6 separate regions of the Mus musculus genome follow, and regions 1, 2, 3, 4 and 5 are each linked to region 6. A link is a loop called in an ENCODE intact Hi-C map of the cell type or tissue named here. Cell type or tissue: gastrocnemius. All regions are shown on one strand.

Region 1 (5,000 bases), 1.1 Mb after region 6:
AGGAATTTATGATGAGCAGCTTTTGTCCTGGCTTCTGTGTGACCTCCTAATTAGCACAAAACAAATGGTATGCTAACTGAACAAAGAACAAATTAGTCAATGATTGAAAAATCATAAATGCTGAAAGCTTGATAATTTGTCAGCTATTTCTACCTCTTTTTCTTTTTTCTTTTTCTTTATTTTCTTTCTTTCTTTCTTTTTTTTTTTTTTTTTTTTTTTTTTTTGATGGGGTTTCTCTGTGTAGCCCTGGCTGTCTTGGTACTCATTCTGTAGACCAGGCTGGCCTTGAACTCAGAAATCTGCCTGCCTCTGCCTCCCAAGTGCTGTGATTAAAGGCATGTGCCACCACTGCCTGGTTTCTACCACTTTTTCATTGCAACTAATAATAATTAAAGTTCAGATGTTTGTTATTTTAGGGAGTATTTAGGATATCCAAATTACAATCTTGTGTGGAAAATATTAATGTTCTAAATTTAATTCCTATGTATTTTCCTCTATTTTGACAGATACAGTTCTCTACAATCTACCATCATCAGAATTTTAAAATATGTTATAGAAATAAACAATTCATAATTTAAACCTTCATATATTCTGTGTGGTGTGCTCTGCCATGTCTTGTGAACATTCTGTTTATTCAGTGAAGTATTCTCTGATGCTGTAAAGCCAAGTGCCATATCCCCACATTGGGCCCTTACTAGTTGACTTGCTTATGAAGTGTTATATATTTTAATTAAGGAGTTTTGCTTATTCATGATCCTAACTCCATGACTCTTGACACTGGTTAGTCAGAGAAGCCAAACAGAATTCTAAAAGCATTTTCTTCAATTGTTGATGTTGATAATATCTATAGTACAATAAGTTACCGAGAGAGAGAGAGAGAGAGAGAGAGAGAGAGAGAGAGAGAGAAGTAAAAAACTGCTCACCCAAATTTATTACATAATATTTTTAAGTGTTTGAATTATTATTTATTCTTGTTAATCTAATATTGTACTGTGTTTGTAAGTTAAACGTAATTTATTGAAAAGTATGTTATATGTAATGATTGCAATTGTCTTTGATCTTTCTAATTATAAAGAAACATCTGAGGGAATAGAAAGAAACAGCTTAATTTGGCACCAGGTTTTAGAGTTTTTGTTATTTTGGGGGTTTTGTTTGCTTTGCTTTGTTTTGTTTTCTACTTTTGCTCTCTAATGCCACAGACCATCATGGCAGGAAAATGTAGCAGAGAAAAGCAGCTCATCTCGTGAATCGTGAAGTAAAGAACAAAAAGAAACTGGCTAATACCACATCATGAATAAACCCACAAAGACCTAATCACTTACACTAAGCTGTAAATTATTAAGGTTCTAGTACCACTTAATAGAACCCCAAAGAAGACCAAGAATTTAACATATGGTCCTTTGGGAAATGATGTCCAAAATATAGCAAGTTATGCCTGTAATATCAGGTATCTACTGGGAATCATTACCTATAAGCCCTGTTGCTGACAGAAATGATAGACATTTTCCCATTTGTCTTAGTTACTATTCTATTACTGTGACAAAGGTCTATGACCAAAGTAACTTAAAAAACAGTGTTTAATTAGAGTTACAATTTCAGAGGGTTATAGTCCATGCTGGACTTAAGTAGGATACAGAGAAGGAAACTAGCCTTTCCCTAGTTATACACCTCATCCAAGGACACACCTCAAAATCCTTCCTAGACAATTCCTATTGGGGATTAAGTATTTAAATGTATGAGCATCTGGGGCCATTTTATTCAAATTAAAATTCTATTAAATTATTGTCACATAAAATTCAATTTAAATGATTTCTTTAAGCCATAAAAGCATGAAATAATGCTATCTCCAATAGAAATTATTGATATTTAATTTTTCAATATTTTGTGTTAATAAATAAGTAATGTATTAAATATAGATAAGAAGTCATGTCAACAATTGAGAGTTTATGAATAATATTCAAAGATTAAGATGCATGTTACCTTTAAATATTGATGCCAAACTTTGTAACCAAACATGTATTATTATACATCCAACTCAAATTTGAAAATTGAAGCTCAGCATAATTTAGATGATACATGTAGACACATCTAGATAATGAGTGTCTTAGTCAAGGTTTCTATTCCTGCACAAACATCATGACAAAGGAGCAAGTTGGGGATGAAAGGGTTTACTCAGCTTATACTTCCATACTGCTGTTCATCACCAAGGAAGTCAGGACTGGAACTCAAGCAGGTCAGAAAGCAGGAGCTGATGCAGAGGCCATGGAGGGATGTTCCTTACTGGCTTGCTTCCCCTGGCTTGCTCAGCTTGCTTTCTTATAGAACCAAGACTACCAGCCTAGAGATGGTCCCACCCACAAGGGGCCCTTTCCCCTTGATCACTAATTGAGAAAAATACCTTACAGCTGGATCTTATGAAGCCATTTTCTCAACTGAAGCTCCTTTCCATGTGATAACTCCAGCTTTTTTCAAGTTGACACAAAACTAGCCAGTACAATGAGTAAGAAAACAAACTTTCACATTCAAGCTCACTAACCTGGAGTCTTTTACTTTTGCTCTGATGATCCTAAACACATTAACTGATAGATTCTGCATTTGTAATCATTTAAAAGATATATACTACTAATTAAAGTGTTCACTTTGGGCTACAGAGGTAACTTAGTTGATAAGAGTGCTTCCTGGAAAGCTAAAAGCTTTGAATTTGGATCCTTTAAACTAATTTAAAACAAGGAAATAATAGAGCATAATGAATCAGCAGTGCTGGAACAGGGAGATAAGTGGATTCTAAGGCTTTGCAACACAATCTAGCCAAATGGGCAGTTCTATGTTTAGCGAGGTATTTAGGGAAAGAGGAGAAGCAACCAGCATTTGGCTTCCATATGTAGCCATTAGTGTAAGCAGAACTACACACACATTCATACACAGACACACACAAACACACAGAGATGCACACACACATCCCCTCACAAAAATTACCACACATATAAATAAATAAGTAAAACAATAAACAACATGCTGATTGTGATCAACGCCTATTCATACATGGATATAAAAGTGAAGACATCAAATCACTCTGTATCCTTTACCCATTTTCTCCAACAGGAAGTGATTTACATAAAGTTTATAGCACCACCTTAATTGTATATAATTGTGCATGCATAAAATCTACAAATCACATTAGATTCTCCAGCACTGCTTACATTTATATGTTCCTGTAATTAGCTCACATCTTGTCACATGTATAAATGTAAGTACCCACAACTCCAGTGACTATATGAAAACCTTTCATCATGGATGGCCTTATTATATGGTTTTGTAACTATTCTGAATCAGTCTTATCCATTTCTGCTTCATTGTCCTTAAGTCTTCGACAATTATTTTATATTCTCCATATGTGTAGTTTTACAGTTTTCAGAATATTGCATAAGAAAAATTAACTATATAAGTTTTGAAATTTACATTTTCTTTACTTATACAAAATATGCTTAGGTTATATCTGAATTATTATGCATTTGGCTGTTAATGTTTTATTATATTTTACTTTATATTCAATGGTTGAGCTTGCCATTTTTTTATACTGTGCACCTGTTGAAAAATATTTGAAGACTGTTTTAATTATCACAAGTAAAGAAGCAATGAACACTTTTATATGTACTTTTTTATGGATGGATGTTTCTTTTTCTGTAGGACAAATTTCCATGTATGCTATTGCTGGGACTTATGGTTTCAAATCGAGTTGGTATGGAAATGAGCAACTATTTTTGAATAATGGCTATACCATTCTACACTTCTGTATTTCTACCACCAGTTGTTTGCAATCCTGGTCACATCAACAATGTAATTATACATCAACAATGTAATTGGTAGTTTGATTGTTTATAAAATCTTTCATAATTTCACAAATGTATTTTGAGTGCATTGCACCCTACTCTTTCCTTGAACTTCTCCGAGATCAATATCATAACATGCATTCCCCAAGTCATGGTCTCTGCAATTTGAATTTTATTTATTTATAATTTATCTACTTATAGTGACTGTCTTCTCTGCCATTTGTTTATTATATCTAGTGAAATCTCTTTATTTCTTTCCCATTTTCTACATGTAATCTTTCGTTTTATTATTGGTCTTAAGAGTTCTGTATATGTTCTAGATGGTCTGTGTTTATGTAGTTCTTAAATAATGTCTTAGTTACAGGATTAATATTTATCATTTTTAGGTCTCCTTTTGTGGAACAAACATTTTTAAAATCTGTAACATCCAATCTATTATTATTATTATTATTATTATTATTATCTGACTATGGTTTAAAGGATGTATTAGATAGCTATTACCAACCATGGAAGATTTTACATACTTTTAAGTTATGCCTTTAGACTTTTATGAATATATCTATCATTAATTGTGAATTACTTTTAATCATGCTGTGAAGGTCAAGCAATATTCACATTTACAGTGATAGCTTTCATTTATTGAAAAATTAAATAATTTTTTACCAGATAGCATTTTTCATAGTATTACATTAAAAGTCTCAACTTTTGAAATACATGTTCTTTCTATTCTTATTTTCAAGCTATTTTTTCTCTTTTTGGTCCTTTGCTTTTCACATAAATTTCTGTAATAAATTTGTCATTTTCTATTAAAAGCTTTGATAATATAATTGATATTTAATATGATTCTTGGGGAACAGAATTATATGCAGATTCTTCTGCCATTCAGATACTTCAGGTTCTTTGTGTATTTAAATCTTTGATATCAATCTTCCTTCCAGTTCTCAATTGCACCCAGTTGGATTGTGTGCTCCATCAACCCCCATCCTGCCCATACACAGAGTCAGCTTGACTCCCAGTAGGTATGTCATAGCCAGGCTCACAGATCAAGCACTTCAGACCCCCTCCCACACCCAGAGACAGCCTGACCCAAGGAAGTCCACATAACCAGGCTCATAGGAGAGACAGCAAGACCAGTTAACACCAGAGATAATACCAAAAAGGCAAGTTCAA
Region 2 (5,000 bases), 200 kb after region 6:
AATTTCAGCATTTAATAGAATTTTAACATTTGTTGTTAAGAAGTAAAGTGTCCTTATATATCCTAGGCTGGCCCTGAACCAGAAATTTTCCTGAGTGCTGGGATTTCAGGTGTGAGCCACCAGGCTTGGTACAGAATGAAAAATATTAAGTCATTGTGAACTATTAATCCTTTAACGGTTCACTACTGACTACCTACCTCTGTTTGCCCCTTTTCCAGTCCTCCAGCCCACATTTTACTATAATTAAACTCTTATCTTTTGCCAGGTAGTGGTGGTGCATGCCTTCATCCCCAGCCCTCTGAGGCAGAGGCAGGCAGGCCCTAAGTTCAAGGCCAAGGTGATTATTCCAGGAGGATGGCCAAGGATTCACAGAGAAACCATCTTGGAAAACAACCAGTCCAAAAAAAAAAAAAAAAAAAAAAAAAAACAAAAACAAAAAAACCAAAAAAAACCAACCAAACAAACAAACAAACAAAAAAACCAAACAAACCTCATACCTTTGCTGCTCACAGTGAAGGAATATTTTAAAGTTGTGTCTTCCCAACCCTTAGCCTTATTTCATTAGGAGTATGAAGGAACTAAAAATGCTACTTCTCAGCAAATCCTATTGTGTATTTACTATAAGTTGGATGCTCACAGCCCTGGGGTAGAATAGGAAAGAGAGACAAGCCTATGTCTTGATGTCTCATACAGCTGATAGTGGTACTAAGCCCTCAGAACTTCCTATAATGATAGAAAAGATCTCTGGTCATTACAGTATGCACTAGCACTTGAAAAATGTGGCATTGAAGAAAAAAAAACCTATTTTTTTCTTATTATTTTATTAATGAATTAAAAATAGCTACAGGAGGCCACTGAATTGAAAAGTCCCATCGGGAGAAGGATGCAGGAGGAGATAGGCTTAATGAGATATAAAGGAAGATAAACAGAGAGGGCTGGGCTAAAAATAACCAAATAGAGCAGATGGGAGGACTCGTGGGGAGAGGAAGAGAATGAACCAGAGGGGACTGGGATCTCAGCAGGATGCCAGTGGGGGAGGGGAAAATTAGAACAAAGTATAATGACATATTATATATATGAGTTATATATAATATATGAAAATTCGACAATGAAACCCATTAGTTTGTATGCTAACTTTAAAAATTAATAATTTTTTTTTATTGCAGCAATGAAAGAGCAAAACCAACTAGTGACATATTTTGGAACTAAGGAAAAAGTTAGACTCGAGATTAATGTCATGTTAACATATGGAAAATGTGGGAGACATGACATTTATACAGTCTTCTAGGGAAATAAGTTTAAATGTGTTAACAAAGCTAAAAGTCACCCTCAGAGGATGACTGGTCATTTTTGTGGCTCTTGTCAAGCCTTACAGATGCCGTCCCCCTCTAGAAAGACTATGAAGCCCACAAGGACCACAAGGATTTTGGAAGCATCAAGCGACCCTGACTCTACCCACATGCTGGCAATCTTTATTTATGGAGCTTCTCAACAGGAAGGAAGTTGAGCTTTTAAGGACAAATGGATCTTGCAAGGTTTTAAAGCTCCATCAAAGAAATGCAGTCTAAAATGTTCCATTCTACCAGGAAGAACGTCACCCATGACACAAAGTTGGAACAAGGCTGCCCTTGGATTGCGTGCCGGTGAAGACCTTCGTTGTTCCTTCTGGGTCATCACACACTTAGCTTAGAGCACACTCAGAGTCGTGGGTTCAAGGACCACGGAGAGCAAGTTTTCTTCACCAAGGCTAGTGCTCTCCAGACCTTCTGTAGCTGCTGAGCTGGAAGCCACCTTCTTTCTAGATTCTTCAGAGTCACTGTACTCGAGAAGAAGCCAAAGTAATGACAAGTGAAGGAAGAAGAAAGAAGGCCTGTGAAGCACTGGTGAGCATCATAGGCCTTTAAGGGCTGGCTCGGAGCTCCTGCCCGGGATCTCAGAGCACAGGCAGCTCTGTGCAGGAGCTTGACTGGCCACTTTATATGTTACTTTGTTGAATTCAAAAGGAATAGAAAAGTTCAATGAAGTCCTTGTTGATGCATTTGTCCAAAGAAACATTCGGCCAGGTGGATTTTAATTTCATGTTGACTGTAGTATTGTTTTAGCCGTGCTCCCTGTGGCTGTGGCTGCTCTAGTAGTATCCCTTTCCTGGAAGGCTGCCTTCAAACACTCCATTATTATAACATTTCGTTTGCTTGTTTTTGATTGGTTTGGTTTGATTTTTTTTTTTGAGACAGGGGTTTTCTGTGAGCTCTGGAACTCACTGTGTAGATCAGGCCATAAACTCAGAGATCTGCTTGCCTCTGCCTCCCAAGTGCTGGGATTAAAGGTATGTGCCACCACGCTTTATCATAATTGTATCATCTTAACTCTAATTCAGCCTACTGGGTTGATTCAAAGGCATATTTTCTTTTCCTTTTAAGTATGCTAAAATTAAAGTACTGCCTTTTTATGCCTTTTATATTGTTGATAACCAGGACCAAATACAAGAACACTTCTTTTTTTTTCTCATAAGTTTTTACATTCTGATTTCAGAATTTCATATATTCAAAGCTTGCCCTTCAAGTTTCCATAGGGAGAAAGGCTCTTCTGGAAGGCTTGAGGAAAACACTGGAATTTGGCCAGTAAGGTCAGGCTGGGTTACAGGCCTCTGTGGGGCCAAAGTCCAAAGCAACAAGCAAGAGGAAAGCACTCCTTGCAAGCTGCTTCTTCTTCTTCCTCTTTTTTTTTTTTTTTTTTTTTTTAAAAAACTTCCCCTTTCAGAGTCATTAGAGCACTTGTGTGTGTGTGTTTTATTATTTCAGCAACTCCTTCTACAGGGATGTGTTCTCTTCATGCACAGAAGCCCTGTTCAAACATTACCAAGAAGACTGATAAGAAGAAAAAGCATCCACTGATGAGTTCTCAGAAAGAAAGCATTAGATTTAACGACAGGGCAATACTGCTATGATTACTCGGCCCAGCTGACAGCGAGGTTGCCAGGCAGCACTTGTTCTGCCAAGAACGGCGGGAGAATGAGGCAACCATGTGGTTTGTATTACCAGGGTTTTTTTTTCCCCCACTAAAGTTTTTCAAGGTTCAGAAAGCGAACGTCACCCCCAATGATAATTCAGTTTGGAACAGCTACATTTTCTAATGCTGCGTTCAGCGACTGTGGATGTGTTTGCATCCTCATATGTGTGCTCACATTTTCACAATGAGGATGAGATAAAGTACAGCATCTCTCAAGACCCCACTGGATGCAAATAGCCAACCTCCAGGCCAAATTCTGCGCTTTCAAAAAAGAAAGAGAAAGATTAAAAACCTCCCTTGCATTTCCCAGGCTTCTACTTACAGCCTTTAAGAAGACAGCACAGAAAAAAGAAGCCAAAGCCAAGTTCAGCGCAGCTCTCGTCTACGTACTTGGTCCAGCCAACTTTAGAGTTGGAGTTGATTAAAAAGAAAAGTCATAATTTACCACAAACTAATCAGTCTGTGTAAAAACCATAAAATTAAAATGTTTTCATTGTTTTTTATTTTTTTTGTCATCTGATTTTTTTTCCACTTACAAGAGGTTGACAAATCTAAAATTATCCAGATTTTGGAATAATCTTGGGTCTTCTTGGAAATACTATTCTCAGGAAGTCAGAAATACTAAATTTCAACAAATGATTAAATTCTTAAGCAAATTTGCAGTCATACAGTTGGTGGATCTGCATTGATTTTAGTAAAATTCCTTGTGAATTAAGTCCCTTCTTCACAGAAATGCATATACCTCTGACCCTGTCTACTTTGTCAACCTTCCTACCATGCTGATCTCATGCAACTCTAAAAGAAACAGAGTTTTAAGAAGTCATTTTCTTCAAAACTGCTGGAGTTTAGATGTCCTTATTGCCTTATTAGTTTTATGGCTTCTGGAAGATCTACTATGATTGCCCCTGGAAAGTAGGCCCTTTTCCCAGAGGATATAAGGGGACGAAAGAATCCATAGCTGCGGCAGTCATACATTTCTGCCAAGACTTTTAAACAAAGAAGAAAAACTCTATTTGTCAGTCAGAATGATCTGGTCTAAGCAAAAATGAGGGCCTGTTTAGAGAGATTCCATCAAGAATAGTCATTTGGACTCCAAAAATATGCTTCAGAAAACACTAAATTAGTTTTGTCAAAATATAACCTTTGTCCTCAAAACAATGTTATTCTACATAGCATCTGTCTGTCTGCCCATCCATTACCCCAACCCTTTCACTGAGGCATTCAGCAAGAATTATTGAATTTTTACCGTGTTCTAGGCATCATACTGGACTGTGGAACTAGAGATTGGGGGGAAAAAAGACACAGCTATATTCACAAGGCCAGTGTCCTAGAGAGGAGACAAAATGGTCCTAAGAGAGGAAACAGACTTGAATAAATTGTTACAATCAAATAAAACAGCCACTGTAATGGCTGGGAAGAGAGAACACGTGGGAGACTGGATATAAGAGGATTTTGTCCAGGATCCTACTTGGAGCTCAGCAGACGACAGCTTTTTCTGTCCAAATGCCTCTTAAAATTCATGGAAGACTTACTGTCTGAGATCCATTTATTTTCTTTCTTCTCTTGAGATGTACAGGATTAGTAGTGCTATCTTAAGGAATTCACCACAGAGCTATATGGTTAAGGTGTTCTAAGACCATTTTCAGAGGAAAGTGTGCTCATTGGAGAAGGTGAGTGAGGAGAAGCAGAAGGGGACATGTTGATTCTGGAGAAGTGGGGTCAGTTGGGGGGGGTAAATTGGGAGGCGGTTTTACCCTTTATTAGAAATAATGATAAAACTTTCCATGGTAACATATTAATGTGCAAATGGACAAATGAAACTGTGTTGGCTGGTTTTATGTCAGTTTGACCCAAACTAAAGTCATCAGAAGGAAGGAAGCTTCAACCGAGGAGATACCTCCGTGTAATACTGGTTAGCAGGCACACCTGCAGAGCTGCAGTTCTCAACCTGTGACTCAAGACCCCGTTACACACACACCTCTGTATCCAAA
Region 3 (5,000 bases), 340 kb after region 6:
CTAAAATATCAAAACTACTTGACATTTCAAGCAAACTTCAAATGTATATAACATCTGCATAGATCAGCTGTGTGGACAGTTTATGACAAATGCAAAGAGTCAATAGGATAATAGATTTCTTCGTTCTCTGCCAATCAGTTTATAAATAACAGCCATGTGCGACTGGATGGTAGAGTCAAGGGGAAAATTCCATACCTATTTTCTAATAATTAGAAAGGCTGTGAAGATTCCCCCCCCACACATGGCCATGGCCAGCCTCTGCTTCTCTACTCTCTCCTTCTCTCTGACTTTCTCTGCCTCTGCTACCCTCTTAACTCCCCTCCCATGTCCTAAATAAACTCTATTTATACAAAAAAAGAAGAAATAAGAAAAAAATAAGAAAAAGAAAAAGAAAAGAAAGAAAGAAAGAAAGAAAGAAAGAAAGAAAGAAAGAAAGAAAGAAAGAAAGAAAGGCTGTGAAATTCTGCTGCAAATGAATATTTAGTACCTGGGCCTACAAAGAGCCAGCAAATGTTTCTAGAAAAAATGAGCTTAAACCTGAACTCCATACATGTTGGCATACAATTACTTACGGAGGCTTGCATCTGAATTTCTTCCTTAGCAAGATAGAATGGATAGTATCCATCACTCTGAAAATGTGGAGGACAGTTTTAGACAATGTTTACCAAAACACTGAAAAGAAACAAACAAGACAATCATGAAGACCGATATAAAGATGAGTTGGTAGGCTTTTGTTTCATAATTTATGAAGATTTATTTTATTTCATATGGTTTCGTGTTACTCACTATATGAGTGTATGTGTTTTACATATGTGTGTGTATGTGTGTGTGTTGCTCTCAGAACATTGTGTGTGTGTACATGTGTGTGTGTGTGTGGTACTCTCAGAAGGAAGAGTAGGGTATCAGATCCCCTGGAAATGGAGTTGTTGACACTTGTGGCCACGATGTAGGTGCTGGAAACTGAGCAGAGACCTTCTGGTAGAGGAAGTGCCCTGAACTGTTGAGCCATCTTTCTAGCACTGGTAGTTTTAGTTTTGCTATTTTGAAGTTGAGCTACGAGTTCCTAGGAGAACAGATTCCACAGACAGGCAACAGCTTTAGAGACAGCCCCTGCTCCAGTTGTTGGGGGACCCACATGGAGACTGAGCTGCACATCTGCTACATATATAATGTGCTGGTGGGCGGGCCTCCGTCCATCCTGTGCTCCCTCTTTGGTTGGTAGCTCAGTCTGTAAGGGCCCTCAAGGGTCCAGGTTAGTTGACTCTGTAGGTCTTCCTGCGGAGTTTCTATTCCTTCAGGGCCCAATCCTTTCCCCAACTCTTTTAACTGGGCTGCTTTGTCTGGCCTCAGTGGGACTGGATGCATTTAAATCTGCAGAGACTTGATGCACCACAGTGGAAGGATACCCTGGAGGGGAGTTCACCCTCTCAGAGGAGAAGGAGAGGGGTGATAAGGGGAGGGACTCTGTGAAGGGGGACTGGGAGGCAGGAGAATCGATCAGGATGTATAATTAATTAATGTGAAAAAAAGAGTTCTTAGGTCAGAGGAGGAAGTTCTCATGGTACTTTAAGAAAAAAATTATCATTTAATTTTGTTGAGCAAAAATGGCTGATCAGAACAGATAGTGTGCATTATAATGTCCTAGGTGTCATACTTAAGGGCTTGTTCATGAATTGGTTTCCTGCTCCTAACACTAAGTCTTTGTCACCAGGGAGTTGCTGTGCAACTTTTACTTTGCAAATGTTCTTTCTGTGGGATAAAAAAGACAGAAATTAAAAATAAATTTTTAAAATCAATACCGTGGATCTAATTAAGAATTTAAATACCCAAATAATATGTGAATGAATGAACAAATTGCTGAATTCTAGGGAATAAATTTAGATATTCTTCTCTTCTTGCATCCCAACAAAGTGATATCACCCTGCAGAGTTTGCCAGAGGTGATGCAATAAGAAAATGATTGTTCAGTATTTGGGGAAATTCCAAGCAAATGGAGCACAGAGGGAAAATCCATGGTAGGCGTTTGAATCCAGGCCTATAGTTGGTCCTGCCTCCCCCAGGGCAAGTTCCTTGGAAGGTTTAGTCTGCACAGCCATCTGATAAGTAGATGTCCTTTCAGAGGCCATGTGTGCATGCTGAGAGAAGATTTTGACCTTGGTTCTGCTGCATCAACTCTCTAGCTCAAGTTACTGCCTGTCATAGGCTTTTGTTCAAGTATCTGCCTATTTGTAATTGGAGTCAGTGGAAAGTGCTAGTGCCTAATGGGGAGCTGCATTTGGCTTCAAATTTTGAAGAATGGAACAATGGATTAGTATTTATTCTGCCAAAGAATTTGTAGTTCAATGTTTTTGCCTGTTTTTTTTTTTGCTATGTTTTTGTTTTTCAGAAACACTGATGATGAAACAACAAACCAAAAACCAAAAACAAAACACGAGAGAGAGAGAGAGAGAGAGAGAGAGAGAGAGAGAGAGAGAGAGAGGAAGAGAGAGAGGGAGAGGGAGAGGGAGAGGGAGAGGGAGAGGGAGAGGGAGAAAAAGAAACCAGGTGGTAGTGGCAGGCACTTTTAATCCTAGCACTCAGGAGGTAGAGGCAAGCTGATCTTTGAGTTCAAGTCCAGCCTGGTCTACAGAGTGAGTTCTAGAACAGGCAGGACTACACAGAGAAACAGAGAAACCCTGTCCCACATTTCAAAAAAACAAACCAAGCAAGGGGAAAAAAAAAGCAAAAGCAGCCCAAATAATTTCTATGTTTAAAGTTTTATTTTCTCCCAAGAGTTTTTGACTAGTTTTATTAAGGTTTTTATTTCAGAATTGAACTTTCCATGCAAATACAAACTAAATGTCATCTTTTTTTACCCCATGGGCATGAGATTGTCTTTCGGATTTCTTTCTGTTTTGAGGTAGGGATTCGCATACAATTTCATAGCTTTGCAAAAGGGAGACAGGATGTGCAATGAGGCAGGTGAATGACTACCACTGAAGAGAAGCCTGAGACAACAGGATGGAAGATTCTAGGTTTGTTGATTTAGCAACACTAAAATAATGGTTTAAAGGTAACAGGACAAAACCGGAACACTCCGTATTCACTTCCAGTCTTATTTCCTCCACATGCCTATTTGCCTTTGGTGATGGCAGGCGTTGGTAAAGCCAGGCCTGCCCCGTAACCTTGAAGGACCCTGTAGATTTCTAGAAAGGCAGCTATGAAGCTCTTCTTGTGGCTCGGGAGCATAGCTTCATGGAAGAAAACATGCTTAATGGGCATGAGGCCTTAGGTGGTATGTATGTATGTATGTATGTATGTATGTATGTATGCATGTATGTATGTTACTGTTTGCTTGTGTGTGTGTTTGTGTGTGTTTGTGTGTGTGTGTGTGTGTGAGTGTGTGTGTTTGTGTGTGTATGTGTGTGTGAGTGTGTGTGTGTATGTATGTATGTATGCATGTATGTATGTTACTGTTTGCTTGTGTGTGTCTGTGTGTGTGTGTGTCTGTGTGATGTGTGTGTGTGTGTGTGTGTGTGTGTGTGTGTGTGTGTGTGTGTGTGTGTGTGTGTGTGTGTGTGTGTGTGTGTGTGTGTGTGTGTGTGTGTGTGTGTGTATGTATGTATGTATGTATATATGTGTGTGTTTGTGTGTGTGTGTTTGTGTGTGTTTGTGTGTGTATGTGTGTGTGAGTGTGTGTGTGTATATATGTGTGTATGTATGTATGTATGTTACTGTTTGCTTGTGTGTGTCTGTGTGTGTGTGTGTCTGTGTGTGTGTGTGTCTGTGTGTGTGTGTCTGTGTGTGTGTGTGTGTGTGTGTGGTGTGTATGTGTATGTGTATGTGTGTGAGTGTGTGTGTGTGTGTGTGTGTGTGTGTGTGTGTGTGTGTCTCCTACTCCTCACTACTGTTAGGTCTGGTTGAGGTGCTTTTAATGATTCCCTCATCTTTGTCTCTAATCTCCCTGTTGGAGTGCACTGTACTGTCTGTAATTTACAAAGGCTCTCCAGATTTGAACTTGCTTTTTCTAGCTTGCATGGCAAACATTTTAATCACTGAGTATGCCCACGTCTTAATTCCTTAACAGTGAATCCTGCTTGTGACAGTGAGCAACAACTCTGCTTTTTAACTTTTAATCTCACAGAACCTCCTAAATCGAGCACATTTTCACAGTCACATTATTTTGTCGTTTTAGGAACTGGGAGTACCGGAAGTCTGAGCCACCGATACCATCACCAGGGAGTTCCCTTCTTTAGCAAATCTGTCATGGACTCAGGTTCCTCTTAGTCAGTCTTAGGGGTTAGTGTATGTTTTGCTTTAAAATTCAGCCTTTTCCGCATCTACATGTTTGTTCTACATTCTTGACAAACTAGCGACCTGTGTGCTTGTCTGCCTTCCTGGGTGGGTGGATCTGCCTGAATAACTGTTGCATGTCCTGTTCCTTGGTCTGAGTCATGCCTACCCAACTATGTGTTTTTGCCAAGATGGTGCACAAACAAGTTGTTCATTGTTCATCTGTTCATAGGTCCAGGACTTGAAGCTTCTAGAAACTTAAGGAATTATTCCGTTCTCCCTTCCCTGTCTCATGCTTTCCCTGTCTTGTGTTGAGCTGTGTTTTTTTTAAATCTCAAAGAGAAATCTCTGCTAGTGTGCATTTTCCCTTAAAATAACATATGCATTTTCAGGTGTGTTCATTTGATGCTAGAGAGAATAAATAACCCATCGTTGCTTCACAGCAGCATGCTTGTTAGATGCCTGTGTGAGTGAGAAGCTCAGTCTGGCAACTAGGGGTAGCGTTTGAATTCAAAAACATGTTAGAGAGCTGTGTGGGAAGGATGGAGAGTAAGCATGCTGTCCTCATGGCTTGACCACACCTGACACACGGAAGTTCTTTTCCTCATCCCCTGGCAGCACTTGACTCTAGAGTTGGAACCTTGGACTTCCGGGAGCCAAGTAAGAAAAGCTTGAAACCATTCTTAAAAACTTTCTTTCTTAACTTAAACTTATGTATGGAATCCCTAA
Region 4 (5,000 bases), 480 kb after region 6:
GAATTCACCCTCAATGGTACTTTACTATACATCTCGTTGACATGGACCTTTTCCCTCGTAGAACAATGTTATAATCATCTCAACATTCAAGGATATGTAGTACTCAGATTTCTGAGTTACATCAAATGAAACATTGTGATATTTCCATGGGAAGGGTTTAAGTAATTATTATTTATGATGAATAGAATAAAATAACTCTATTTACTAGGCTGAAATGTAATGTAAATACAGTTATGTATAACAAATTAGATTCTGATAAGCTTCATAAGTTCCTTCCTTATACGTTTTCTGTCTAAACACAAAATAATTGCCAGTATTTACATGCATTTAAGTAGCATGAAATCCTTTTTAAATATTGTAGTATATTTAGAAATATTAATGTTAATGTCTGTGATCCTTTCAAGTCATACCTTGGTTGAAAAAGGTTTTTTGTTTGTTTGGTTTGCTCTGTTTTTTTAAGAATCTGCTTCATGGCAAAACAGACATCGACTGGGGGTACTTCAGAATGTGGGAACATGCTAGGCTAGAGAGATTGTTCAGTGATGAAGGGCATATACTGATCTTCCGGAAGTCCCAAATTTGATTCCCAGTACCTATTTTGGGTAGGTCACAATCACTTGTAACTCTAGCTCTAGGGAATTTGATGCTTTCTTATGTCCTATACACATGGGGACATGGACAGAGAGACAGACACACACATGTAGAGAGAAAAGTATTTTATTTAAAAGTGTAGAAACATGAGCAAATCTCAGAGTTTGCAACAAATTCAAAGGGCCTCTTTTGAGAGGTGATATAAGACATAGATTCAGATGATAGATAGAAAGATAGATAGATAGATAGATAGATGATAGATATAAGAGAGAAGGAAAACGGTTTTCTGTTAATTATTCAATGCATGATAGACATTTTCTATAGTTGCATTCTTAGTAAAACAAATGGTTTCCTTATCTGTTGGTGCTCAGTTGTCCTTTTCTTCTCTGCTTTTCTTACTTGCTAAAACATGGAATGTCCTGGCATCTGGGAAGTACATCTTATTCTTGCCTGTTCTGAGTATTGGTTTGCGACAGTACAAAGTAGGAATTTCCACCCAGGCATTAGCTGCTTCTGGAGATAGACTTGATCCTTACAGGGCCATGTTGCCATCAACATTCTTTGGATTTCACATGAGCACCATTATTCTTTTAAAAAAATGAATGAACAAATAAACACACACACACACACGTGTGTGTGTCTAAGTATTCTCTTGACTCTAAAACTCTTTTTTATCATCATTTATATCATTATATGTAGTCATTAATTTCTACAGAATTGAGTTTTCAAATTCCTGCAGGAATCTAATAACTATGACTATTATTAAATTTATTGGAATTATGAGTGGTCCTGTCCACTAGAACATCTTTCTGCTTAGCTGGAGGCTGGGAATTATATTCTCAGGTGAATAGTATGTTTTTCATAGATGATGATTATGGTCCTCAAAGCAGAGAAAAAAAAACCCACTTTTTTTTTGAGTCTGACAACCTATGAAATTAGGTAGAGTTTCCAAAATGTTATTAAATTTGTGACCTGGGAGTATACATGGAAATGCATGTATCTCTCCAATGAAGTATCAGTAATGGGTTCAGTAATTGTCTTAAAGTGGTAAGATAAATACCATTTTGAGATATAAAAACAGAGCAAAGGAAATTTATGCAAAAGAGATGGTTATGGATTCTGTCAGTACTATTTTGGGTATTGGATTCACTGTGGAATAAAACGCTAAATGTCTTTTGGTGGCTCATGAACACACCAGTATCTACTCCCCTTCCCCCTTGAAGTTTATAGATGCCTATGGACCACTCAGACAACTGTGAATAATTTAGCTCAACTGTAGAATACATTTACTAAAATCACCAGGACATTTTATATAAGCAATATCCCTATGAAATTAATAAATTAACTCCCCAAAAAGAGCAAGTGCTTATCCATTTAAAAATTGGATTTTAAAATTAGGATTTGAGAGGTCATGAAGATGGTTCTGCTGTAAACGTAATTGATGCCAAGCCTTACGGCCTGATTCGGTCCCACGGGTCCACATGGTGGAAGAAAAGTCTCCTAAAAGTTGTCTCCTATCCTCCACGTGTAGATCTTGAAGAAGTGTGTACCACACAAATTAATAAATATTTTTAAAATTAAAATACATAAAACTAAGATTTACATGTTGCTATCTTAAGATAATAATCCTGAATCATTATTCATTTCTATTGCTCATAGATGGACTGACTGGTCCATGGCCCTTAGCACAGAGGCCTTGTCCTAATCCTGTAGGGGCTTGATGGCCCAGGGAAAGGGAATCAGGGGGTGGGGGGAGCACCTTCTTAGAGGCAAAGGGGAGGGTAGAGGGACTGAAGAACTCTGAGAGGGGTTTGAAAGAGGACAACATTTGGAATGTAAATAAATAAAATAATTAAAAATTTAAAAATTAAAAAAATAAGCTGTAAGCTAACTTATTTTTTCTTCTTCATACCTTATGCAGGCACATATCATATGCTAATTTTGTAAATTTCAGAATTTATCATGTACCTTTGTCTACAATCTAGGGCAATTCTTTTTGAGTTTAGTTTTTTTGTAGCTACTTACATTTGTGTGTGTGTGTGTGTGTGTGTGTGTGTGTGTGTGTGTGTATGATTCCTTACAAATTTTAGTAGTGTTTTTTCTATTTTTGTGAAGAAATTCAATGACATTTTTTTGCGAGTTACATTGAGTCTGTCTGTTTTTAAATCCTTTAACAATTTCAACTCTTCCAACTGAATATAAGACGTCTTTTGATGCTCTTGCAATGACTTTAATCTCTTGTATATGTGTTATACAATTTTCATTCTAGAGGCTATTTGTTTCCTTGGTTAAATTTGTTTCTAAATATTTGGAAGCTGATGTAAATGATTACACATGATAAATTTCATTCTCAGTTTTGGTATTTTATTGTGTGTGTATATATATATATATATATATATATATATATATATATATATATATACACCACATTTCCCTTATCCACTTATGATTGACACCTAGATCGATGCTCTAACTTGGCTGTTGTGAATAAAGCTGCCACAGACATGATCGTGTAGCTTTTTCTACCTGCTAATTAAAGTTTCTTTAAATTTACACGGAATGGTGGAATTCGAATGTCTCCAAAGTTCCAGTTTTAGTCTGAGAAGCCTTTATATTGTTTTCCATAATGGCTGTTTTGACTTGCATTGCTACTAGAAGTAGGAACTATGGCCTCTTTCTCTAGTCTTGGATAGCATTTTGTTGTGGTTGTGGTGGTGATGTGGTGGTGGTTTCTGTTTGCTTTGTTGATAGTTAGTTAGTTTGTTTTGTTTTGCATGAAATATTTCCCATATGGCAATATGTATGGGGCTCATTACCAGTTGATGGGCTTGTAAAATAAACATATACTTTACCCCCATAGATCATGGCTACTTTGATTTCATTAGTGGGCTTAAATTTTGAGTAGACTTTGGGAAATGATAGAATCTCATTGTTGGAGGTGAATCAGTGTGTCTACACTTCTGAAGGGTGTATTTTAGCCTTGGCCTTTACCTGTTACTGCCCTGAGCTTGCTTTGTGCCCTGAGGAATTTGTTTCACTGTGTTCTTCCACTTTGCTGGATTGAAGTCTCCCTGTACTTTGACTTTCTTACATATATGTTCACAGTGAATTGCTGACTAATAGCACCAGCGAGGTGTTGTTGTCATGATTAAATATGAACCTCTAGTTGTTGTCTATGGAACTTTGGATTGGGGAAGTAATTTGGAAATAGTTAGAAAAATTATGAAGGTATAAGTGGGGACTTAACAGGTGATTTTTGATGGGAGCTTAGAAGGCGAGAATGCCAAAAGAAATATAGAGAATAACAATTATGTTCTTAAGGTTCTATATCTATCTATCTATCTATCTATCTATCTATCTATCTATCTATCTATAGTCTATCTTTATTAAAAGTTGTATTAAAGGCCAGTTGTGTTAAATTACATCATAAAACATCTCTGTATCTTGTCTGTGTACTGGCTCTTTGGACTTAAAAACTTTAAATCGGTTTACTTTCTGGTGGAGAAAGATTTCAAAGCAGTTCACCCTTCTGGCTATGACATGGTTTTGCTAATAGCATTCAGCTAGATTTGTAGTGAGAACTGAACCACAAACAAACAAACAAACAAAAACCAAAGAAACAACCAAGCAAGCACAAAACAGGTTCAAGAAGACTTGAATCCTTATAGTTTACAGAGAAAAACCTGTGTAAAATTGAGTCTAAGGAAGGTGTGGTAGTTTAAGAGAAACCGTAAGAGTCTTGTTGAGAAAGGAATGGCTCAACAGCCGATTAAAAATACTTGCTGTTCATGGTGAAGACCCAGTTTCAGCTATCAGCACCCTCTCAGCAGCTTACAACCATCTGGAACTCTGGTCCCAAGGGACCTGGTGCCATCTTCTGGCCTCTGTGAGTTCCAGGCATGTACACAGTGCACATGTGTCCATGAAGGCACATACTCGTACATTTAAGCTATACATATCTTAAATACATAAGGAAGAAGGAGGAGAAGAAAAGAAGGAGGGAGAAGGAGGAGAAAGAGAAGGAAAGGGGGAGGGGAGGGAGAGGGAGGGGGAGGAGAAGAAGAAGAAGAAGAGGAGGAGGAGAAGGAGGAGGAGGAGGAGGCAGCAAGAATTTTACACTAGAGGAAAAGAAAGGAATGATTCTTTGAGAGTATTTCAGAAATTCTCCAGATCCAGCTCTTCACAGGCTCCATGCTATAAAGAGTAAACTCATTTTTTAAAGAATCTTTTGAGAAGAGAGCTCTGGGTCACCCTATGACGTTGGAAAGGATTTTACCAGCATTTTCTTCACTATGTTTGACCTTCCACAAACTCACAGGCCACTGTAATTGTGATCCAAAAGCTTCAGGTTACAGTTAGAACTTGAAACAGACCTTGGTGTCGACCACATAATGCTGCACTACACACAT
Region 5 (5,000 bases), 650 kb after region 6:
TCTGCCTCCCAAATAATGCTACAGAAATCTGGCATCTGAGTTTCAGAAACGGGCCTGTGTGGTTTGGTGCTTATATTTGTATATGTGGATATCTCAGGGAGTAAGAGACAGCACCTACTCCCCAAGCACTGGAGAATCTCCAAATGCTTCCGTCAACTCTTCAGCTCAGAAATAGGATTTGTAGCTCCCCTTAGAGATTCTGGACCTGAAAGTAACAACTGAGGATACCTGATGCTTCAGGGTGACTGGTTCTTCCCAAGTAGTGAGGTAATCAATGGGAAGTTTTGTGTGCGTGCGTGTGTGTGTGTGTGTGTGTGTGTGTGTGTGCCTCCTGTGGAACAACAGAAGCCACTTTTAAACTTCCAGCAATACCCTACTCCAGTGACATGCTGCCATCTACAGTTTTGGTTAACCAATCAATTTTATCTATGGATCTCCATGGTCCTACCTCATAAATTTATCTCTCTGAAGAGAAATGTGTGTGTGTGTGTGTGTGTGTGTGTGTGTGTGTGCGTGTGCGCACATGCACACACACACAGGCATAGTAACTTCCAATTTTTCCAACATTCATGAGATAAATATTGGAATTTATTGGGGTTTATTAATTTTTCTTTCCTTCCTTTGACTCTCTTCTGAGGTCCCAGTACCCTGGGATGTAGGATGCATCATTTACCATGAAATACCTTTCCTTCTATTCTCATAAAATGGCTTTTAAAAGTTTAAAAGCACCTTGCTTGGTAAAGAGAATGCTGATACATAAGTAATTTGTTGTTGTGTTGTGTGTCAGTGTGTATAGAGGGAGTGAGACAACTTGATGGCAAGGAACTTCAGATACCCAACCAGTGAACTGGGTTCTTACATTCTCTTGAAGAGGATGGTGATGAGAGTGGTGGTATGCATGTGATTGCTCTTCTTGGCTATTTCATGTTATCTTCAGCCACAATCTGAAGCCTATTAGTGACAGAAGCAGCGCTTTCTTGAGAATATCAGGCTGTACTTTCATAGCCAGTGGCTGTCTGTAAGAAATTCTAAAATTACAAGAAAAATAAATGAAAATTGAATATAGGCTTGTATATTTGTAGAATGCTTTAAAAATTAAATTCATCAGCACTAAGGCATTGATTACTTACTTCTAAGAGAATAGTGACAGAACTGTCACAATGGGTGATGGGTTGAAGACCAGGTGGTAAGTAGACTACCTGGATGTTCTGAGAACTGTTCCGATGTGAAAGTGAAGAACAAGGGAAGACACAAATAAGCACAACGAGTTGGTTGTTATTGGTGGTGGTGATGTGTGATTGTTTTGTAGCTTGGGGTTTTTTGTTTGTTTCTTTGAGATGGGAGGTCTCACTATATAGCCCTGGCAATCTTGGAATCTACGATGTAGACCCTGCGGGTTTCAAAATATTCTCCTGCCTCACCTCCCAGGCACTAAGGTTACAAATGTGCACCACCATTCTCAGCATAGTGATTATATTGATGCATGAAGAGACAATGAGTAGAATAGATCTCAATGTAAATTTATCACACAACGCTCCTGTTCTTAAGTTTCCTCTTTTAAGCAGAATTTTTGGTGAGGCAGCACAAATCTGCCAAAGCTAAAGCTCTAAAGACATGAATTTTCCTGCTCTTATGAAGTAAACAGACTTTCAGTCACTAAAATGTTACTAACTGAAGTAGATGGCCACCCAATGACTTCAGAATGGCAGGGAAATTTCTTGTTTCAAGAGCTGACTTTGAATCTAGAATCAGGCATCTTTACTCTATTATCTGTATGACATTCCCTTTTAAAAGTGTTATTCTTCTTTCATCTATTTTGGTCTCTCTCTCTCTCTCCAGTTCTCAGGTGTCCGTCGTCTTCAATGGTATGAATAATTTAATTGAGTAAGCAGAGTGGCTGGCACCATACCCTGTAGATGTATTTCTCAACCAGACTATTTCTTCACTTGCAAAGTTGCAGCATCATTTTCAGCAATTATTTCCTGACTCTACCTTCTCCCTTGCTGGGAGATTGCTGAACAAAGAGAAAGAAAGCATTAGAAATGTGAAGTGATTCCAAAGCTGTTTTCATTGGTTGATTCATGGACACAGGCATACACAGAGTTGGCTGTCATAACCTGTTAATTAGACACACTCATCAGCCGCAAGCATTTTATTATTTTAGTAACCTCAACTCATAATTATGTGGAAGCAAAAACTGCCGAGGTAACAGAAGCACAGGAGTCATTTTTAATGTTAAATGTTTGGTAGTGGAGGAAGATGCTGTGGTTCTCTTTTGAATTAGAACAATGTCCACTGAATTGAAAATACTTACAAGAGTCATGCTTCCTGAAGCTACTTAGATATCACTTCTCTCAGCTTCAAATTTTTACTTAAAATTCATCAGATGACTCTCATGGAGCAATCTTGGTTTAAGTTGTTTTCTTTCTTACTAATAGAAATCCATTTAGGGGAATAGAAGGAAGGTCGACCTTCCTTTTTAATATAGTATGAAAATAAGCCAAAAATTCTGCACAAGACAGCTGGAAATTGGCTAATTTGGGGATAAAAGAAATAATCACATTTATTATGGAGTATGGGTATTTGCTTACCTCACATTTATACAGCACTATTTGTGCAGTTTTTATAAGTTCCCAAGAAGATTGAATAGCATTCAATACTTTATAGATAGATACCCAATAGATTTTTTGAGTTTTGAATAAATAAATCTAGCACTGTCATCATTGAATTACAAATTCCCCAGGAAATGTTTGCCATTTTCAAAAATTTCAGGTTGATATTCCTCCACATGGGAAACTGAAAGACACAGTAGAATTTTAAAATGAAAGCATAATATTCAAGGCATCACAGTAATTAGATTCATTAATTGTAATTAGAGAGTTGGGAGACAATCTTCATGGATTCATCTGCCACAGTTCAGAGAACTGCAGCTATCCATGTCTCTAGAGGAAGGGTTTATATAGATAAATGCTAATGCAATACTGTAGAATTTGTAGTATTGAGATAAAAATATGAGAATTATGGTCTTTGCTTTTGTTAAATAATCTATATAAATAACCCTAAAAGGATATTATATACTGTGGTATTCAGCATTTCAGACATAATGCCCACATGTTTATATAATGTTTGAATGGAATGTTGAAATAAATAGGTGGTACGTCACATCTATACTAGGATAATTATTGTTCAGAAAATATAGAATATTGTTTTCTGTAACATGGAATTTGAAATCTATTGAGCAATAACTGTGATTTACGTCCAAACCTAGCTTGAAGTTCTGCAGTGTTTAAGCTGAGTAGCTACGATAGTGTAGCTGTCCAAGTGTGCTTTTGGCAGTGAGCCCTGACCAACCTCTGGAAATTTGCACAATTCAGGGACAGAAACATACAGAAACATACATTGGAAGCGGAGAACTGTAATCATAAAAATATATGGATGTATAAACTTGTTTGTAGAAACACTTGTAAGCAACAATTAATTAAATTTGTATGTGGGACTTACTGCTGCCTGATTGTTTTTATAATGTCAAAGCCTAATTTTAAATATTTAAGGAAACAAACTATTTCAAATAAAGAAGTAAAAAATAGTGAAAATGTTACTTTAAAAGCACACACACACACACACACACACACACACACACAAAAGTATACTGAGGCTGTTCTACAGTATTTTAATTTCCTTTTAGCTTATTTACCAATCAGCTTCAAAGGTCACTGTGAGAAACAACTTTCTGGGTACTACTTACTTTGGGTCAGCATAGTCATGATTTGTGGGTGGAAATAAGAGTCAAATGTTATTCTGGGGATTGTATTCCTTGTTTTCAATAACCTCTGTCCTCTACCATTCCCGAGAGCTTTGCATTTAGAAGAGATTGGAGCACAATTAATTTAAAAACAGCCGAAGCAGTACAACAGAAATGACACAGCAAGCTTTCCAGGACACACTCAGGAAGTAAGAGAAAAAGAACAGGGGTGAGTAGCAATTTAATTGCTTTCTCTTGTGTGTTTACTTGGTGTGGGGCAAGGGCAGAGGAAGAAGGGCAATTACATTAACTGGGCTAGAAATTTTGCCACATAACCACTAAGAGTAAAAGTCCTTGCAAATATTTTGCAAATGATTTAGTGTTGGCTAAATCCAATACATGTTTTTACCATGAATTTTCTATTTAAGAAGTTTTTTTTTTTTTTTAAATCCGGCTTTAAGAAAGAAAATGCAATCCATATGTTACTGATTCATTCACACTTATCATATTCTGCGTGAGTAAGTTGGTGTCCAAAACTTTTGGGGTTTTCAACCAGGAAGTTACATTTTATAGCACCAAAAAGGACGTTAGACTTGGAAAGTTTTTGACTTTGATTTAAATACAGAGTCCAAGGAATCTTAGTGGGTTCTAAGCTTGGCAGTGTGCCCTCACCCTAGTTAACATATTGATGGAGTTATATATATTCTTATACACATGGGTTAAAAACACAGCTGTTAATTCTGATTTGATTTTGATGCTAGATATAGTCCTTTTGACTTCCTGGTTTGTTTGCCACGAGAAAACAATTGGCCACTTGTTTTGTTATTCAAAAATTTTTATATATTGACCTATATCCTTAAATATAAAATAAGTGTTATCAAATATGTAACAAAGCTGGTGTGTGGAAAATGCATAATTTTCCCTATGGGCTATTTGGTAATATGGAACACAGGCCTCTAAAATGTGATGAAAAGAAGGACTGTGGAACAATGGGTCATGATGGCTAATTTTATAGGGAACACATGCATACAGTCTAATTTAAAACACATGGTGCAGCAGTTATAGGCAAAGGCTCAGAGAATTAGACAGGAATTCTGCTTCATAAAAAAGCAAACAGTTCCTTCTTTCTCCTGCCTTTTTCTTCGAGGAAAAAGATCCCATTCAGTAATGCTTTAACAATTGCAAGGCCCACCCACAGGTCTCACATGAGGCTGCAAGCCTTCTGATTCAGGTATGGATGCCCTGCTGCGCTTGCTTG
Region 6 (5,000 bases):
AACCAGTATTTGCTGTATGCAAACTTTTTTTTTTTTTTCACTTGAGCCTGGGAGAGGGGGGAAGAAAAGAAAAAAGGAAAGAAAAACTTACTGTGAAAAATGCTTGGCTAGGAAGATTTACTGCCGGATTGCAGATGCAATATTGACATGCCGTAGCTAAAGAGAACTTCAGCTTTAACTCTTGGAGAAATGGGGTTGTTTGAAAATTGGGGTGAATGAGCTTTGCGTGATTTCATAGAACACAATTATTAATAGGATGGTGTCAATTATAGAGTTATAAAAAGCCCAGTGCACTATGCATCTTAATTTTACCTGTCCTGCTTGGAAATAGAACTTAACAGAGTCGAGCCACTCGGAGTCCTTCTCAGTCAGCCTATGTGCCAGATTCCAGGGCAGCCCTACCTGCTTGTTCTGACTGCAAACATGGGCTTTAGGATCAGATTCAAAGCACAAAAAGGGACCGCTCTTTTGAAGCAAGGTTTGCTGTAAGACCTTCTTGGCCTGCATTTCCTTGGTCTCTCCATAGGGTCAGTGGGAGTCTCTGTTCTTGGCTGAGGGTATGCTGCTCTTGAAAGCGTGAAAACATGACAGGCAACAACAACCTAACTCCTCTCTCACCTGGGATGCTCTGACACTTTCTTTCTCTTCTGCTTGATTATGTAAGGCTATCCCTGACACCCACTGAATGTGGGTTTGGTCTGCTTAAAGACTCAGCTCACCCAGGCTGTTAAACTCATTTTATACTGAGGTCCCTGGCACCTAATGCATGGGACAGCGGCAGCTCAGAATTCTGGAAAATGGGGCACGCTTGGGAGGGAACATGTTATGAAGGTTGTAATTTGACCTTTGAGTCAACCTCGGAGCAAAACTTAAATATTATTGGAAGCCTCAAGGTAGGTTTCCACCCCCCTCTTGCACCCAGAACTGCAAACCAGTCAGAATCTATTTGAGGTTAAGCTGGCAGATGTGTCTATCCTTAGCGCCTTTGCTCAGAAATAAAATTCATCACTTGAAATAAAGGTAATTTATATTTAATGCCACCCCATCAATCACTCAGTATAATATTCTAGTCCATGTCCTTTTAAGTAGTTGAATCAAAAACAGTTTTCTCCCCCCACCCCCACGCAGTGAGAAAGATTAAATATTGCTAGCCTTCCTAGCCAAGGAGCACTGGAAATGGAAACAACAGCAAAGAAACAACAACAAAAACACTGTGACAACTTCTCAGCCTTTGATTAAACCACACCAAGAGGCATGCTACAAAGGTAACCAGCAGCATTATGTCAATTATCCTAAATCCTGCTTTCCCTTAAGCTCACGGTGACCTGTTTTAGTGTCCTGAAACTTATTATCCTTTGAAAGCTTACTCGCAATAACAAGTGGAATGTAAAGACAACCCCCCCCAAATGACTGACTTTTAGAAAACAAGTTTATTTCTTAACTTTTTATTGACATTGGCAAATTAAAATAGAATAAATTAACAAGTATTTTCTCAAAAAAATGTTTTGTACAAAAATACTGTCAAAATTTCCTAAAAAGCTTTCAACACAGTAGTATCTTTTCATGTACTGAATATAACTATTAGCACAGTGTCAAAAATGTTGAAGACAGAAACAAAATAAAAATCTGTGAAATGTTTGCCACTGACGACATTCCACACCCTATTATTGTCTGTACATATGGGGGAGGGGAGACAGCCAACTTGAAAGTGAACGGTATGACTTTTCCTGATCCAGAACGGTTTGGCCCACATGTTTAATCTTCCAGTTTAGCATATTTGAAAACTTAAGTCTGTACTCGAATGCATAGTTAAAAAAAATGAAGCGAGATGGCAGTTTGTGCAGTAATATCTGCCCTTCAAAGATCATGCAGCCAACAAATGCAATGTTTCCTTTCACTCATGAATCTGAACGCAGCGCAGTCATTTGAAACCATCTACAAAATCCACAAGATTAAGCAGTTTGCCAAGCTTAATATCTAACAGTTGAGCACGGGAGAAAGTGAGGAAATAAAGGAGTAAAAACAAACAACAAAAAAGACCAAGTTAGCTAGATATTTCAACTACATAAGGGAGGTGAATGTCAAGGCTACAAAAAACGAAACAAGAATAGGAAAAAGTGGCAGCAATCTTTTTTTTTTTTAAACCAATTTGTACAAGTTTATAGTTTACTTTGTTTCCAGGTTCTCAACCCTTTCAGGATCTGAAAAGCGAGATACTGCGTCTAAGGGAATGTTTGTTTTTTTGTTTTTTTTTTAATTCACACCGAAGAAGTTGGGGGTGGGGGTGGGGTGGGGAGGGTGATTTCTTTCCGCCTGCGAGGTTAACCGAGTCAACAGCTGACTCTGCTGGGCTGCTGCTTGCACACGAAGTCCGTCATAAAATCAAACTCATTTTGGCCCAGCCAGAGTTCGGGCAGCTCCTTGATGCGGTCCAAACCCATTTCTATCACTAAGGACATAAGCACTTCCTCGTCGATGAAATCAGTGTCTATGACATTGGGCGGCAGCATTGCCGCGGGGACGTGAGCCACCGAGGCGGGCATGGTGCTGCCACCGCCGCTGCCGCCCGCGCTGCTGCCACCCGCGCCGCCCGAGGTGCCGCCGGAGCCGCCGGGGGTGCCGCTGCCACCCGCACCGCCAGGGGTGCTGCTGCCTCCGCTGTGCTTGGGGTTGCAATCTCGGAAGTGCTGGTTTGTCCCGTTCATCTGGTGGCCTGCAGTGGGGTGCAAATCCGGCATGTAGTGGTTGTGGGGGTAGGGGTGATGGTTGAAATACTGGTTGTTGAGCTTCTGCAGCTGCATGCTGGCCGGCAGGGAGCCTCCCTGGCTGGCCACCGGGGGACCCATGAACTGGGAGTTGTTAAACCTGGCGGCCGGGGCCAGAGCGCTCGGGGGGTGCCCCCCGTTCACAGTCCCCGGCCCCATGGCGTGCCTGATGCCGCTCGTGGCATTCATGTTGCCCGCGCCGTAGTGTATGTGCTCGCCCATGAGGGCGTTGAAGGCGTGCTGGGGCTGCTGCTGCTGGTGATGATGCGGGCTCGGGAACTGCCCCATGCCCATGCGGTGGGCAGGGTGGTGGTGCAGCCCGTTGGTGCCGTCGGGGAAGCGCCCGTGGTTCATGGCCATCATATGGTCTGCCATTTCCAGTCCTGAAAGCGAAACGAGCAGACGCTGAGACCCGCGCCACACGTGTCGCCCACCAGAGCGCACCCCACTTCTGTAGCCCCCCGTACCCGCGAGCACGTCTCAAGCTGCAGACCACCACCCCCGAGAGAGCCCACCAGCAGCCCGTGCACCCGAGCTCGCTACCTCGGCGGACCTGCTGCCTGCCGGACCCGCACAGCCTGGCGCTGAGCGACCTGCCCCTTCCCCTAGGATCCGGGAAAGTGTGGCGGGGGGAGGGGGACCGGAGCCCACACCCCCCTGGGTTCCCTGAAGTGGCCTAATAAAGGAAGTGCCCCGGAGCCGGGCCGCGAACTTCAGGCATTCAATCAGCCCTCCTCACCCTGTGGTTGCACATCCTGTTGTTATTCCCCAGCTCCGCCTCACGCTTGTCCCCGGAGCCAGCCCTGCCCTCGGAGGACTAGGCTGGCAGCAGCCCTGGCTAGCTTCGCCCGCCGCGCTCACCTTCCGTCTTTGCGATTTCTGCTCGGAACACCGAAGGCGGGCTCGTCGAGTCCAGGACCGGCTCAGCAGCACATAGAGGGACAGCCGATGGGCTGTGAGGCGCTCGCCGGTGCGAGGTTGGCGCCGAGGTCTTGCAGCAGCCGCTGGAGCAAATTCCGAGCCGTTCCCTTTTCTTTTCCTCCGCTGCCCTAGCCGCTCCGCAAGACCGCCAGGCAGCTGCCAACAATGAGCTGTGTTTCTCCGGGCTTTGGCCACTGTTAATATAAGGATCTCAGGAAGGGCGGAGCGACAGCCTCCCCGGCGGCAAGCGCAAACACACGGATCCCGGAACATCAGCACCCTGGATCGGGTCCTCTGCCGCGTCCGCGAGTCCGCGCTGCACGTGCGCAGCGGCTGCGCGCCCCGGCGCCGCCCAGCAGGTCTCCGGACCGAAGTGGCTTTCTGGCTCCCAAAGGCGAGGTTGTGCCTGCCACCTCAGGGACACGGAGCTAGTCCTCCCGGCCACCCAGTGCACGGAAGCATCTACAGGAGAGGAGCAAGGAGCACTCCCCACCTCCTTCTGGCTAGATCTCCCCACCCCCAGCTCGCTCACCCGGCTTACCTAGTGATCTGCCCTGCCCTCTACAGGAAAAAGGGGTTCGCTCAGCCTCCCTGCCCTGCAGAGTTTTCTTAGGTGCCAAACTCTTCCCAACCTACGAAGAATGGCTATGCTTTCCCGAGTTAGATTTTTAAAGCCCTGGGCCGATCGTGTCCTGTCCTCTGAGCGCGCTTTCCTGAGCCGCGCCTTTGTGTTTGTGTTTGTGGTTTTGTTTTTTTTTATATACAGGCAGCACGTACACCTAACTGAGGTATTTTTCTTAGTGTGGATGCACCCTTTAACTCCCCACCCCTCACCCCCGCTCCGCACCTCCACTCTTTTCAAGGACAGGGGTTGGGGGCGGGGAGCGGCAGCGGCTGCAGGTGGACCGAGCGCGCTCACAGGCCGGGGCGGCTCCACTCCCGGGGTTCTGGAATCCGCTCCGCACTTTACGGCCTGCTCCACGCTCCGGGAGTACGTGTGCTTCTGCTAAGTTTGCGTTTGCAGCTCTTGGTAGCTTTGGCATCCGAGCTGAGGCGTCCCTGCTCTGTAAACAAACTCAGCGATCCTCGTCCCCAGATCCACCTTTTTGCACATACACAGTTACTTGCTTCTGCTGTTGCCCTTGATCCAGGAGGTGGGGGTGTGTGCAAACTTGCACAGCCTCCCTCCGGGCTCTTGCCTGACGGTTTGGGGTTGATTTAGAAGCAAACGGGTTTGTAATTAAGAAATTCGAGGGCTGAGTAAGGCTGCTGCTGCTGCAAAAGGAAAACAGATAGATAGCTTGGTAATCGCTT

The links. Hi-C counts contacts between places; a loop is a spot of excess contacts. Peaks named below come from ENCODE experiments on the same cell type or tissue, not always from the same donor. Only the 100,000 strongest peaks of a DNase experiment are listed, where the experiment ranks them.
Region 1: a loop joins it to region 6, with 2.4 times the contacts of the local background. A loop is called at or near these places in 3 of 42 quality-filtered maps.
Region 2: it touches region 6 in a loop (4-fold over the local background); 5 of 42 quality-filtered maps call a loop at or near these places.
Region 3: it touches region 6 in a loop (4-fold over the local background); 3 of 42 quality-filtered maps call a loop at or near these places.
Region 4: it touches region 6 in a loop (2.2-fold over the local background); 4 of 42 quality-filtered maps call a loop at or near these places.
Region 5: it touches region 6 in a loop (4-fold over the local background); 10 of 42 quality-filtered maps call a loop at or near these places.

What each region holds. Positions count from the first base shown.
Region 1 is chr10:16,572,577-16,577,576 of GRCm38, reverse strand. No RefSeq gene overlaps it. Among named protein-coding and RNA genes, the nearest start is that of Gm20125, 520 kb to the left of the region's middle. In gastrocnemius, no CTCF peak of the experiment used is centred here; no DNase peak of the experiment used is centred here; H3K27ac peaks cover 603 bases.
Region 2 is chr10:17,520,104-17,525,103 of GRCm38, reverse strand. The region is part of intron 3 of Gm32543 (a long non-coding RNA gene); the gene reads left to right. Among named protein-coding and RNA genes, the nearest start is that of Gm32656, 140 kb to the left of the region's middle. In gastrocnemius, no CTCF peak of the experiment used is centred here; DNase peaks (open chromatin) are centred at 1,015, 2,640 and 2,984; H3K4me3 peaks cover 557 bases; H3K27ac peaks cover 2,352 bases.
Region 3 is chr10:17,382,441-17,387,440 of GRCm38, reverse strand. No RefSeq gene overlaps it. Among named protein-coding and RNA genes, the nearest start is that of Gm32656, 270 kb to the left of the region's middle. In gastrocnemius, no CTCF peak of the experiment used is centred here; a DNase peak (open chromatin) is centred at 2,071; H3K27ac peaks cover 1,385 bases.
Region 4 is chr10:17,242,502-17,247,501 of GRCm38, reverse strand. No RefSeq gene overlaps it. Among named protein-coding and RNA genes, the nearest start is that of Gm20125, 150 kb to the right of the region's middle. In gastrocnemius, no CTCF peak of the experiment used is centred here; no DNase peak of the experiment used is centred here.
Region 5 is chr10:17,074,710-17,079,709 of GRCm38, reverse strand. The region is part of intron 1 of Gm20125 (predicted gene, 20125); the gene reads left to right. Among named protein-coding and RNA genes, the nearest start is that of Gm20125, 19 kb to the left of the region's middle. In gastrocnemius, no CTCF peak of the experiment used is centred here; no DNase peak of the experiment used is centred here.
Region 6 is chr10:17,722,086-17,727,085 of GRCm38, reverse strand. It overlaps Cited2 (Cbp/p300-interacting transactivator, with Glu/Asp-rich carboxy-terminal domain, 2), which reads right to left and starts at 3,858. Exons shown (of 2, transcript NM_010828.3): 1 at 3,627-3,858; 2 at 1,412-3,148. The coding sequence starts at 3,140. The coding sequence ends at 2,331. In gastrocnemius, CTCF peaks have their summits at 2,638 and 4,268 (motif pointing left); DNase peaks (open chromatin) are centred at 3,062, 3,437, 3,937, 4,645 and 2 more places; H3K4me3 peaks cover 5,000 bases; H3K27ac peaks cover 5,000 bases.